Regions from separate parts of the Homo sapiens genome. Here region 1 is linked to region 2. Evidence: read pairs that join two places in POLR2A ChIA-PET (ENCODE). Cell type or tissue: OCI-LY7. All regions are shown on one strand. Links, peaks and the distances in the headings refer to the core of each region. The heading gives the core; the rest is flanking DNA. Region 1 has its middle 130 kb from the start of PLN. Region 2 has its middle 84 kb from the start of ASF1A.

Region 1 (5,384 bases), core at 138-5,137, 390 kb before region 2:
CACTCCCTCTAAGCATCTGGCCAAGTGTATGCACTCAAATATGCAAGCCAAGTAGAAAACAAGTGTCATTTTTTCATATCTGTGAAAGTCCCCTACGAACTCCAAAGGCAACCCTTATTCATTGAAAATTAGCTATTGCCCAACCAACCCAACCCCTAAAAAATGTGGCCTGTTAGGCAAGTTTGCCCTGAAGTTGGCATCATGCAAAAATATGTCATTTAGGGGACAATTAGAGTCTCTGATAATTTTTACAAAGCTAATGTGCTTCTGCAAGAACTGTTCATGTGGTATTAAAAGTCAGTGAACACTTTTAACTTTTATTTGCATTCCATTTTTATACTTACCAGAAAGAAAAAAGTGCAGAAAACACTCTCCCTATATCAAACTACAAATTCCAGCTCAGTTCAAGAAACTAAGAGTAGGGACCCTGCCTTCTAACTGATGCATAAAAGAGTGGAGGTGCTGCTTTTTAAAAAGGAGGCTAATAATAAAGCAAGAACAGCCAGTAACAGTCCTGGGCAGGGAAGAAATCAGCCAAACTCTTGCCAAAAATTATTGTATTAAATGCTAAATCCTACTTTAAGGTAGCAACCAAAATTTAATCTTTTCAAATGTTTCCCTTTATGAGTAGAGCCTCCTACTATTTTCTAAGAGGCGGAAGCACTGCTCTTTGCAAAGTGATTGACTTTTTTGACAGGAGCCAGAATTTAAAACTGGCATTGAAACTCAGAAAATCTGAAACCAGGAAGAAGAAAGAAACAATTGTTTATTGTATGCTCCATACACATTTTCAGTATATTGATGCCATGTTTGCCAGAGAACAAATTTCCAAAGTCTGATTGCAGACCTCCTATCTCCTGACTTTTCACCTGCCTCTGTAAGTGTATGATGAGATGGTACTGGTGATTATTCGGAGCCATCACCAGGGGCTGCTTCCACTAAGAGCAGCCCAGTTAAGCAACACTTCCATGGTGTTTCTTATAGTGACCAATGGACCATATCCATCTACCCCAGGTCAATGAAATCCCTTGGCAAATGAGGCACTTATGTGGAATTTCACATGACTGGCCATATTCAGGCAGAGCCTTGACAAGGAGGATGTGGAAAAGATTCTAATTTGAGGGGAGAAAGTTGGGGCAGAGCTAGCCGGGGTGGCAGATGAGATGTTGTTTTTTAAATGTTCTAGAGATCAGAATAGGTGTGCGGGTTCAGAAGATCATTCAGGCATACCAAAATAATGGCACCTCCTCTTCACTGTGGAATGTTTTAAAATGACTGCTAAAATTGCCGGGCACAGTGGCTCATGCCTGTAATCCCAGCACTTTGGGAGGCCAAGGCAGGCAGATTACATGAGGCCAGGAGTTCGAGACCAGCCTGGCCAACATGGTGAAACCCCGTCTGTACTAAAAATACAAAAATTAGCCGGGTGTGGTGGTACGTGCCTGTAGTCCCAGCTACTCAGAAGACTGAGGCCCAAGAATCGCTTGAACCTGGGAAGCAGAGGTTGCAGTGAGTCAAGATTGTGCCACTGCACTCCAGCCTGGGTGGAGACAGAGTTAGACTCTGTCTCAAAAAAAAAAAAAAAAAAAAAAAAAGGAAAAAGAAAAGAAAAAAAGAAAAGATAAATAAATAAATAAATAAAACGACTAATAAAAATGAAAATATCTTCCCTTTAACATATTTTCAAAGCCTTCAGTAATAAAAAATATCTGCTTCTTTAGCCATTTCGCATGCTTAAAGAAAAACTTACAATGCCATTAGCATGGAAACTGTGAACTCTAAGCCGCCAAGTATTAAAAAACATATAAAAAGACGTTTAATCTTGAGATTTAACTCTGAATCCTCAGTCTTCCCAAAACATGCTCTAATGATCAGACATCCTAATGTGTTGATCATAGATCTGTAAAGAAGGTCATAGCCTCATAGAAACACATATCAGTTGTTTAAACTTAGGCATTAGATGAGAAAGAAATAATTGATAATTAAGGGAACGGAAGTTGAGGCTCGGCATGGGAATCCAGAAAGAAGTATCTACAACTGAAATAAAAGGTGAGAAATACAATATATTCTGGGAAAAACTTATGGCCATAGGACCTAGGATTATTCTATGACGCCTGTTCTCTTTGTTTTCTATTTATCCTTTATCACAAAGCTCCATATGCCCTACGCTCCAATTATATAAAATATAGCTTATTAAGTGTTCTACCCTAATACTCCTCCCACACCATTTCTTCCTTTAGCAGAGAACATTGTAGATAAAAGTCTTTTTAAAAATAAAATGTTTGCATAGACACAAAGGACATGATTTTTATCTTCACATTCCTTATGAAGACAAACCACAGTGGTCTTTGTTCCCTGTATCCTGAGAGCCTAGAACAGTGCCTGGCACATAGTTAAGTGTTTGTCTTAACCTTGAATCCCCAGAAAGCAAAGCTGAAGACAAGAGTTTTAAGTTCAACTACTTTGCCTGTGAATGAAATGCCAGGGAAGCAAAAGTGAGGATGAAGATAAGGGGTTATGAAGCAAGAGGGAGAACCATTCCTTAAGATGAATACCAAGGGCAAATATTTGCCCCATCTCAAGACATCATCTTCTGCTAAGCATAGAAACTGCACCTCAAGACTGTCCTCTGAGGGAAGAATTCATCCACTAGCCCCATTTCCCTTGTACTCCCTTGCCTTTTTGAGCTGTGTATGCATGGGTGCTGTACAGGGACCCCCAGAACCTCCTTCCTTGTGGTCAACAGAAAAGGAGCAAGTAGCTCAGTGTGGGATAGTTGCCCCTGGAGGAAGCTGGTAGGAGCACACACAGAGACAGGTGAGGAGGAGAGGACCTGCAGTGGTGCATAAAAGGAGTCTGATACAGCACTCAATAAATATTTGCTGAATGAATGTGTTTTTTTTTTTATAACGGTTCCAGTTATTGATTGAAGAGGGGTAAAAAGTCAGCAGTAACTCATCATCATAATCATCTGTAGTTTAGTGAAGAAAAGACACAGGTCGCCCTTTGAAAGAGCTTGTTACTTGGAATAATTTTAATATTTGCTGATTTTAAAAACATTTTTCCAATTGTCAGCTTGGCATAACTGGAACTGATTAGTGACAAAAAGTGATAGATGATGCACCTGTCCCTCACTTGAACTGAAGAAAAATTGTTCATAAAAGCATGGACATTTCCACAAGCATCATTAGTAACAAATATCTGCTGAGTTAGCTTTTATGCTCCTTCAAATTAGCCACTCTCTCACATACTGATCCTTCCCACATTGCAGCATCACTTTGTTACTACAACTCATCCTTTAAAGCTTAGCTGAAAAATCACTGCTACCAGGAAGCCTTCTCTCTCTCTCTCTCTCCCTCCCTCCCCTTCCTCTCTATTTCCAATTTGTGCTAGGTGCTTTCAAGTTACTCAGTTTTACTGCTATTATTGCATCTCTCACATTCTATTGTAACTGTGATTGTCTATCTCCCTCACTAAATTATCAACAGTGGTGGGACTGAGACATTTATCTTCCTAGCACCAGACACATAGCAGGCATCCTATGAATTTCAGCAGAACCAAAGAATGTGTAAGTCACTGAATCAGTGTTTGACAAAACTGCAAAGGATATTGGGAAATGAACAGTAGCTGATGTTTATCACTGGTTGGGTTAGGGAAATCTTAGAGGAGCTGGATGTGGGCTGGATGCAGAAGGAAGATGAGACTCATGGATTTGGGGAGAAGGAAAATTGCATTACAGTTGGGTTTCTGGCCATGAGACAGAAATGCACTTAACCTACCATAAAGCAGTGAATTATCTAGCTAGGCAGGGGCAGAAAGATCTGGAGCACTTCACAGAGAATAAAACTGAACAGGAAAGTCAGAGTGAGATTGTAGAGAGCATCAAATGTCAGGCTAAGCAGCTTTGCCTTTTTCTTCTATTTTATATTCTCAGAATTTTCAAAGCAGTAGGCAACATGACCAAGTGGAGTTTCAAATGGCTGGTAGATGTGTGGAAGAGTAATTAGAAAAGAGAAACCAATTACACAGAGAAGAAAAAAGCAATTCCCTTTGTCAAACTATGAGCCAAGGAAGTAAGACAAAGTTTGGCTTTAGAAAAAATAATTTGGGAGGATTTAAAGATTATACAAGTTCGGTGATTTCCTATTCTTTGTTTAGAGTTAACGTTCTCCAAGACGTAACCTGAACTCCATAATCTACCCTGATTTCTTCATCTCCTGCCAAACTGAACTGTTAGTGCATACATGACCTCTATTGCCTCATGTCTGGGAAAATCTTGGTGCCCGGAATACTCTCCCTTCTACCCATTTTCTTCTGTCAAAGCCTGAACTGCACTTTAATTCTCTTTTCTAAGCTATCTCATCCACAATAGAAAGTATATGTACATCACAATTAGAAGAACTAGAGAAGAAAGAGCAAATAAATTCAAAAGCTAGCGGAAGAAATAAATAACTAAGATCAGAGCAGAACTGAAGGAGATAGAGACATGGAAAACCCTTCAAAAAATCAATGAATCCAGGAGCTGGTTTTTTGAAAATATTAACAAAATAGCTAGGCCACTAGCCAGACTAATAAAGAAGAAAAAAGAGGTCACTTCCAAGATGGCCAAATAGGAACAGCTCCGGTCTACAACTCCCAGTGAAATTGACACAGAAGATGGGTGATCTCTGCATTTCCAACTGAGGTACCTGGTTCATCTCATTGGGACTGGTTGGACAGTGGGTGCATCCCAAGGAGGGTGAGCCAAAGCAGGGCAGGGCATCACTTCACCTGGGAAGTGCAAGGGGTTGGGAGATTTCCCTTTGCTAGCCAAAGGAAGCCATGAGTGACTGTACTTGGAGGAATGGTACACTCCTGCCCAAATACCATGCTTTTACCATGGTCTTCACAACTGGCAGACCAGGAGATTCCCTCCCATGCTTGGCTAGGCAGTTCACACGTCCATGGAGCCTTGCTCACTGCCAGCGCAGCAGACTGAGATTGACCTGGGATGCTGGAGCTTAGTGAGGGGAGGGGTATCCACCATTGCTGAGGCTTGAGTAGGCGGTTCTATGCTCACAGTGTAAACAAAGAGGCAGGGAAGCTTGAATTGGGTGGAGCCCACCGCAGCTCAGCAAGGCCTACTGCCTCTATAGATTCCACCTCTGGGGGCAGGGCATATCTGAACAAAAGGCAGCAGACAGCTTCTGCAGACTTAAATGTCCCTGCCTGACAGCTCTGAAGACAGCAGTGGTTCTCCCAGCATGGCTTTCGAGCTCTGATAACTGACAGAATCCCTCCTCAAATGGGTCCCTGACCCCAGTGTAGCCTGACTGGGAGACACCTGCCAGTAGGGGCTGACAAACACCTCATAGAGGTGGGTGCCCTTCTGGGACAAAGCTTCC
Region 2 (5,384 bases), core at 291-5,290:
GGAGCTATGTCCCAGAGGAATGAGGGGCAAAGGGGATGGGATCTAGTAGGCAGGTGGAAGGCTTTCTTTGGCTAGAGCATGGATAACCCATGTCTTGTAATGGGGAGAAGGCAGGACACATGGTGCAGACTGCAGCAGAGGTGATGTGTGGCAGTGGGAAGTGGATGAAGAGCAGGGCAAAGTGAAGTTCCTTGTAGGTAATATTTTCCTCTCACTTTATGAATTAACATAGGTGTCACATCACTGGCTAGTAATGTAACTTTGATCAAGCTATTTAGTGTCTCTAAGATGCAATTACCTAATCTGTAAAATGAGGATAATGTTACCTATGCCATAGATTGTTGTGAGGATTAAATGAGTTAATACTTGAAAAATGCTAGGCGAATAACTAGCACATAGCAAACAACCAAAATAGATAACTTTTACCCTTTATGAATAGATATTATTTTCAATGGAGCAATAAGGAGGGAAGGAGTTAAGAAACATATGTTCCAGAACTTCATCTTCTTTCAAGTAAAAAGACATTTTTAGAAAAATCATTTAAACATTGGAGCTTTTCTCTCATTTGTAAAATAGGGTATCACCTGATCTATAAATAGTACTAGTTGTGTGAATATTAATGTTGTCATATATTAAATATGTCTTGAAAACCTTAAGTACTAATCTTATGATGATTGATATTACTGTTATGTTGTAACTAAAATTTCACTGGGGGCAAATAAGTACTTAAAATCAAAATTTCATTGCTTTTGTAACCTTTATGAAGAAGTAATGATTAGTGGGAAGAAAAACAACTGGACAGTGTCTGGCAGGGACCTTTTCATTCAGGATGGATCACGTTGTACAATTTTCTTTCCACTGTTACTAGTTCTTAGGGGCAAAGTCTACAAACAAGGGAGTCTCTCCAGGGATGTACTGTGCCCCAGGCTACAGCATCATTCCCCCATTCACAGAGTCCCCTCAAAGGCAGCAAGATCCCTCAAAATAGCTTTAATTCTCCTGCTGAAAAAGCAACTTCATTTCCCAGAGTGATTAAATAAGATCATTAGAGGTCAAAATTGCATTACTCCTCAGTTTAAAATTATTCTTGACTATCATTCCTCTACAATTTTAAACAGGATTAAAGCAGGCCTAAGACACTTTCGCATTTTCCTCTCCTCATATTGGATCTAGTCCCTGTTTTATTGGCAATTGTAAAGTTGAAAATCTGGAAAATAATATATGTATCTCTTAACCACAGAGATTATTCCTAAACATATTTCAGAGTAATACTCTTTACATACTCCCATCTACTTTGACTTTCATTTAAGTATTTTTAACAGCTATGCTGTAGTTATGGTGAGCAATATATACACAGGAAAACGGAAGTTTGATAACTAGTGACACAATAAGTAGCTCCCTCTGTGGCCTGTGGCCTAAGCTGCACTTCTCGTATAGCCAAAAGTGGTTTGCAATCCCTGTAAGGTACCTAGCTGCTATCAGGTCAGGAATTTACCTAGCTCCTTGGGAAAGATGACCCAAGTGCCTTAAAGCTCTCTTAATTCAGTAATTATAATAGAATCAATAGAAGTGGTATAATTATAGAACCTTAAACCAAAAGCTCCAGGGAGATAGAGATGCGGTAGACTGGCCAATCACTGCCTCCCACCCCACACTCTCTGAGACTGTCTCCACCCAGAGCTCAAGCAGCTGTGTCTATACCAGGTGGCCACTCTCCTCATCCTCTACTCCCTTTCAAGCCAAGATGAACCCACCAAGAATCTGAACTAAAAAGCTTGAATCAGAAAGATGTAGGTAGGGCATCATCTGGCAAGGTCAGAGAAAGTCACAGCTGGAGCCAGGCCCCAAAGTAGTTCAAAAGCCAGAGGGTAGCTGGAGCAGATAAGCCTTGAGTGAGCACAGAACGTGGGGCTGCTGGGAGGAACAGGAAACTGGAGCACACTCATTGAGAGAGGCAACAACACGGGACCTTGAGGATCCAGGAGAGGCTGAGGGAACAGTTTCAGTCCTGACTTTCCAGTTCTGGGCCCATGTGGCCTGGTGAGACTTTGTTGCCTGTCCTTAATGAGACTCCCTGCTGTATCCCTACAGCAAACTTGCCTTTATTTCAGCTAGCTTCTGAGGGTTTCCTTTTCTGTAACTCAGCAATATGTAATAGATAGGCCTGATCCTCAGCCTTTATGGACAAGACCGCTGAAGACGGCGAAGCCACACTGTTGGCTAGTTCTAGAACCCAATTTGCCTTGTTCTTAGTTTTGTTCTATTACCCAGTCTATGTTGTTTTTTTTTTTAAATTTGAGACGGAGTCTCACTCTGTCATCCAGGCTGGAGAGCGGTGACACAATCTCAGCTCAGTGCAACCTCCACCTACCGGGTTCAAGCGATTTTCCTGCCTCAGCCTCCCAAGTAGCTGGGTCTACAGAAGCGTACCACCTCACCCCACTAATTATTGTATTTTTAGTAGAGGCGGGGTTTCACTATATTGGCCAGGCTGGTGTTGAACTCCTGACCTCAAGTAATCTGCCCACCTCGCACTCTATGTATTATTGAGCACTGAAAAAGTTAGATCTCAAAATAGTAAGCAATATTCCAGCATTGGTTTTGCTTATCATGAAAACTGTAAGTTAAACCAAGTTTGTTCCCACATAAAAACACACCTGATACAAATGCTTGCTTTCTGTCGGTTCACCTCTACCAAGGAATTGCAATTCCAACTAAACATAAAGAAGAGTGGCCTAAAAATAATTTGCATTCACAAGATATAGAAATTACTCATTTCTCGGTAAGTCCTGGCCCAGTATGTATATCCCATTTCCTCCCTTAAACTGTATCTTGCACCGGACTATTCACAGACACAATTTTTTAAAATTTAGTTTAATATCTGTCAAGTTCACTTTTATTACAAATATTACCCTTAGATGCATTTTCAAGCCTTTAAGGAAGAGATGTGGCAGTGGAACAGATACAAGAACTACTGAGTGTGTCATAAGGGGCGGTTGCCACCACTTCCTGTGCATGTCCTCTGAGTGACAGTGAAGAGGATGTGTGTGGGTAATGGCTCCCCGTATACCTGGGGGGCTATGTCACATGCAAGACAGAACACTGACAGGAACACCCCAATTGGAGTGGGTACTAATGTGAGCCAGGGCGCTTTTATCTTTCTTGAATGTTAATAAGGAAAGCAAGCTCAGAGGATGGTTTTGAACACTGAGGAAGAAGCACTGGCTTAGCTTCCTACATTGTGATGTTAATAGGTTTGGAAACTGGTTGTTTGGTAAGTTGCATCTGAAAGGTTCACCAGGTCCCAGGAAGTCTCTAGTGACCTAGAATTCAAGGTTGGATAGTTTCTGAACTCCTAAATATTGTGAACTGGCTAAAGGCAAGCTCTCTGAGTTAACCTAGGATTTTCTCTAGCATTCCACCCGTTAAGCAGAAGGTTTAGCACATGGAGAAGGAACAGAAATCAAGTATGCCTACAGAATGTGTAAGTTTGTTAGAATTAAAATTTGTCAACCAAGAATAAATGTTTAATGTTTTGGTATACCTTCAAAAAAGTTTAAAATTTGCATTAAGCCACAGAGTTAAAGATATCAGAATAATATGTTTGTTTTGCTCATATTTCTATAAGACACCAAAAATTACAATAAAATTCCTATTATACATTTTAGAATACTACATATGCACTGAAGATTAATCTTTTACAGTATCAGAAAATTCCATTATCTCATATAGTTACAATAGAATTTAAATTCTGGTTTAGCCCTCTCACAGATAAAATTAAGTATAGTTTTTATTGTGTTTAGATAATTTTACATTATTAAAATGTTTTCAAGAAGTACACTGGGACTGAAATCAAAATATTTTGGCAACTTGATTCAGAATTAAAGGTTTTTTGTTTGTTTGTTTGTGAGACAGGGTCTTACTCTGTCACCCAGGCTGGAGTGCAGTGGCATGATCTTGGCTCACTGCAACCTCCGCCTCCCAGGTTCAAGTGATTCTCCTGCCTCAGCCTCCCGAGTAGCTGGGATTACAGGCGCCTACCACCACACCCAGCTAATTTTTGTATTTTTAGTAGAGACGGGGTTTCACCATGTTGGCCAGACTGGTCTTGAACTCCTTACCTCAAGTGATCCACCCACCTCAGCTTCCCAAACTGCAGGGATTACAGGTGTGAGCCACCGCACCCGGCCAAAGGTTATTTTTTACACCTCTCTTTATTGAACAGAAATGTGACCTGTGAGACTGTTCATATTCCCCCAAGACAATCCATGTGCTTCCTTGATACACACATTAAAGACCATACAAGAGAAAGTTTTAGTCATCATGAAATCACGTCTATAACAAAAGTAGGACACAGCAGGATAAAACATGACCTCAGGACATCAAAACACTTTCCAGCTCTGAACCTACTAAACTTGACCCAACAGCAGTGGAAGAACTTTTGCCCATTAGTGACTCTCCTGAACAGGTGACCCTGAGGCCTAGAGTTTGGTCTCTAACACTACTGACCTTCAAAGGAAACAGAGTACCTTGGGGATAGCTGACTCCATGACATGGAGCATGAAGAAATCAAAATGGGTATGGAACATCCTGTTGTTTTCGGATAGCATGGATGCTTTTATAGAAGCATCAGAATGATGAAAGGACATTCAGGTCAACATAAAGGGACTCTGACCAAGCTGTGAGACTGAGCATTAAATATAAGCACAATGAGGCAGTTATAACACATAACAGTCTGTGATAGAAGTTTAACATTTTAGTAAGAAGGATGTTTATACAGGTTGAATATCCCTAATCGAAAAATCCCAAATCCAAAACTTTGTGAGTACTGACATGATGCTCAAAGGAAATGCTCACTGGGGCATTCTGGATTTTGGATTTTCAGATTTGGGATGCTCAACCAGTAAGTATAGGTATAGTGCAAATATTCCAAAATCCAAAAAAATCCAAAATCCAAAACATTTCCAGGCCTAACCATTTCAGATAAGGGATATTCAATATGTATTGGGTATTTTATTTCTTCTAATAATTATGTCTGTTTAAAATATTTAGGTATGTAGTTATTTCTATCTGGGTAAGTACCAAAGAATAAACATATGGAAGTGGTAATTTGGCCAAATCTTGACAGAAGGTACTAAAATGGAAAGTGGATTGATTAGCACAAAATAATAGGATGCATGGTGGGCACAAATTATAACCAGGTAGAAGGTGGCATTGGCAGTCATACACAATGACCAAGGAAGAAAGACAATTCAACATGTAATTTAAAATATGAATTACTCAGTGTCCTAAAGAGACAAGGTAACTATGAAAATTAAATCTCTCATTACTAAAAATGAAACCTCTAAAACCAAAAGTCCCAATAAAGAATACAAATATTTTAA

The links. Peaks named below come from ENCODE experiments on the same cell type or tissue, not always from the same donor. Only the 100,000 strongest peaks of a DNase experiment are listed, where the experiment ranks them.
Region 1: POLR2A ChIA-PET joins it to region 2 with 5 read pairs; 2 of 35 experiments call an interaction of 5 or more read pairs at or near these places.

Annotation. Positions count from the first base shown.
Region 1 is chr6:118,416,438-118,421,821 of GRCh38, forward strand. No RefSeq gene overlaps it. Among named protein-coding and RNA genes, the nearest start is that of PLN, 130 kb to the right of the region's middle. In OCI-LY7, for the core only: no CTCF peak of the experiment used is centred there; no DNase peak of the experiment used is centred there.
Region 2 is chr6:118,807,577-118,812,960 of GRCh38, forward strand. No RefSeq gene overlaps it. Among named protein-coding and RNA genes, the nearest start is that of ASF1A, 84 kb to the right of the region's middle. In OCI-LY7, for the core only: CTCF peaks have their summits at 1,433 and 1,636; DNase peaks (open chromatin) are centred at 1,395 and 3,035.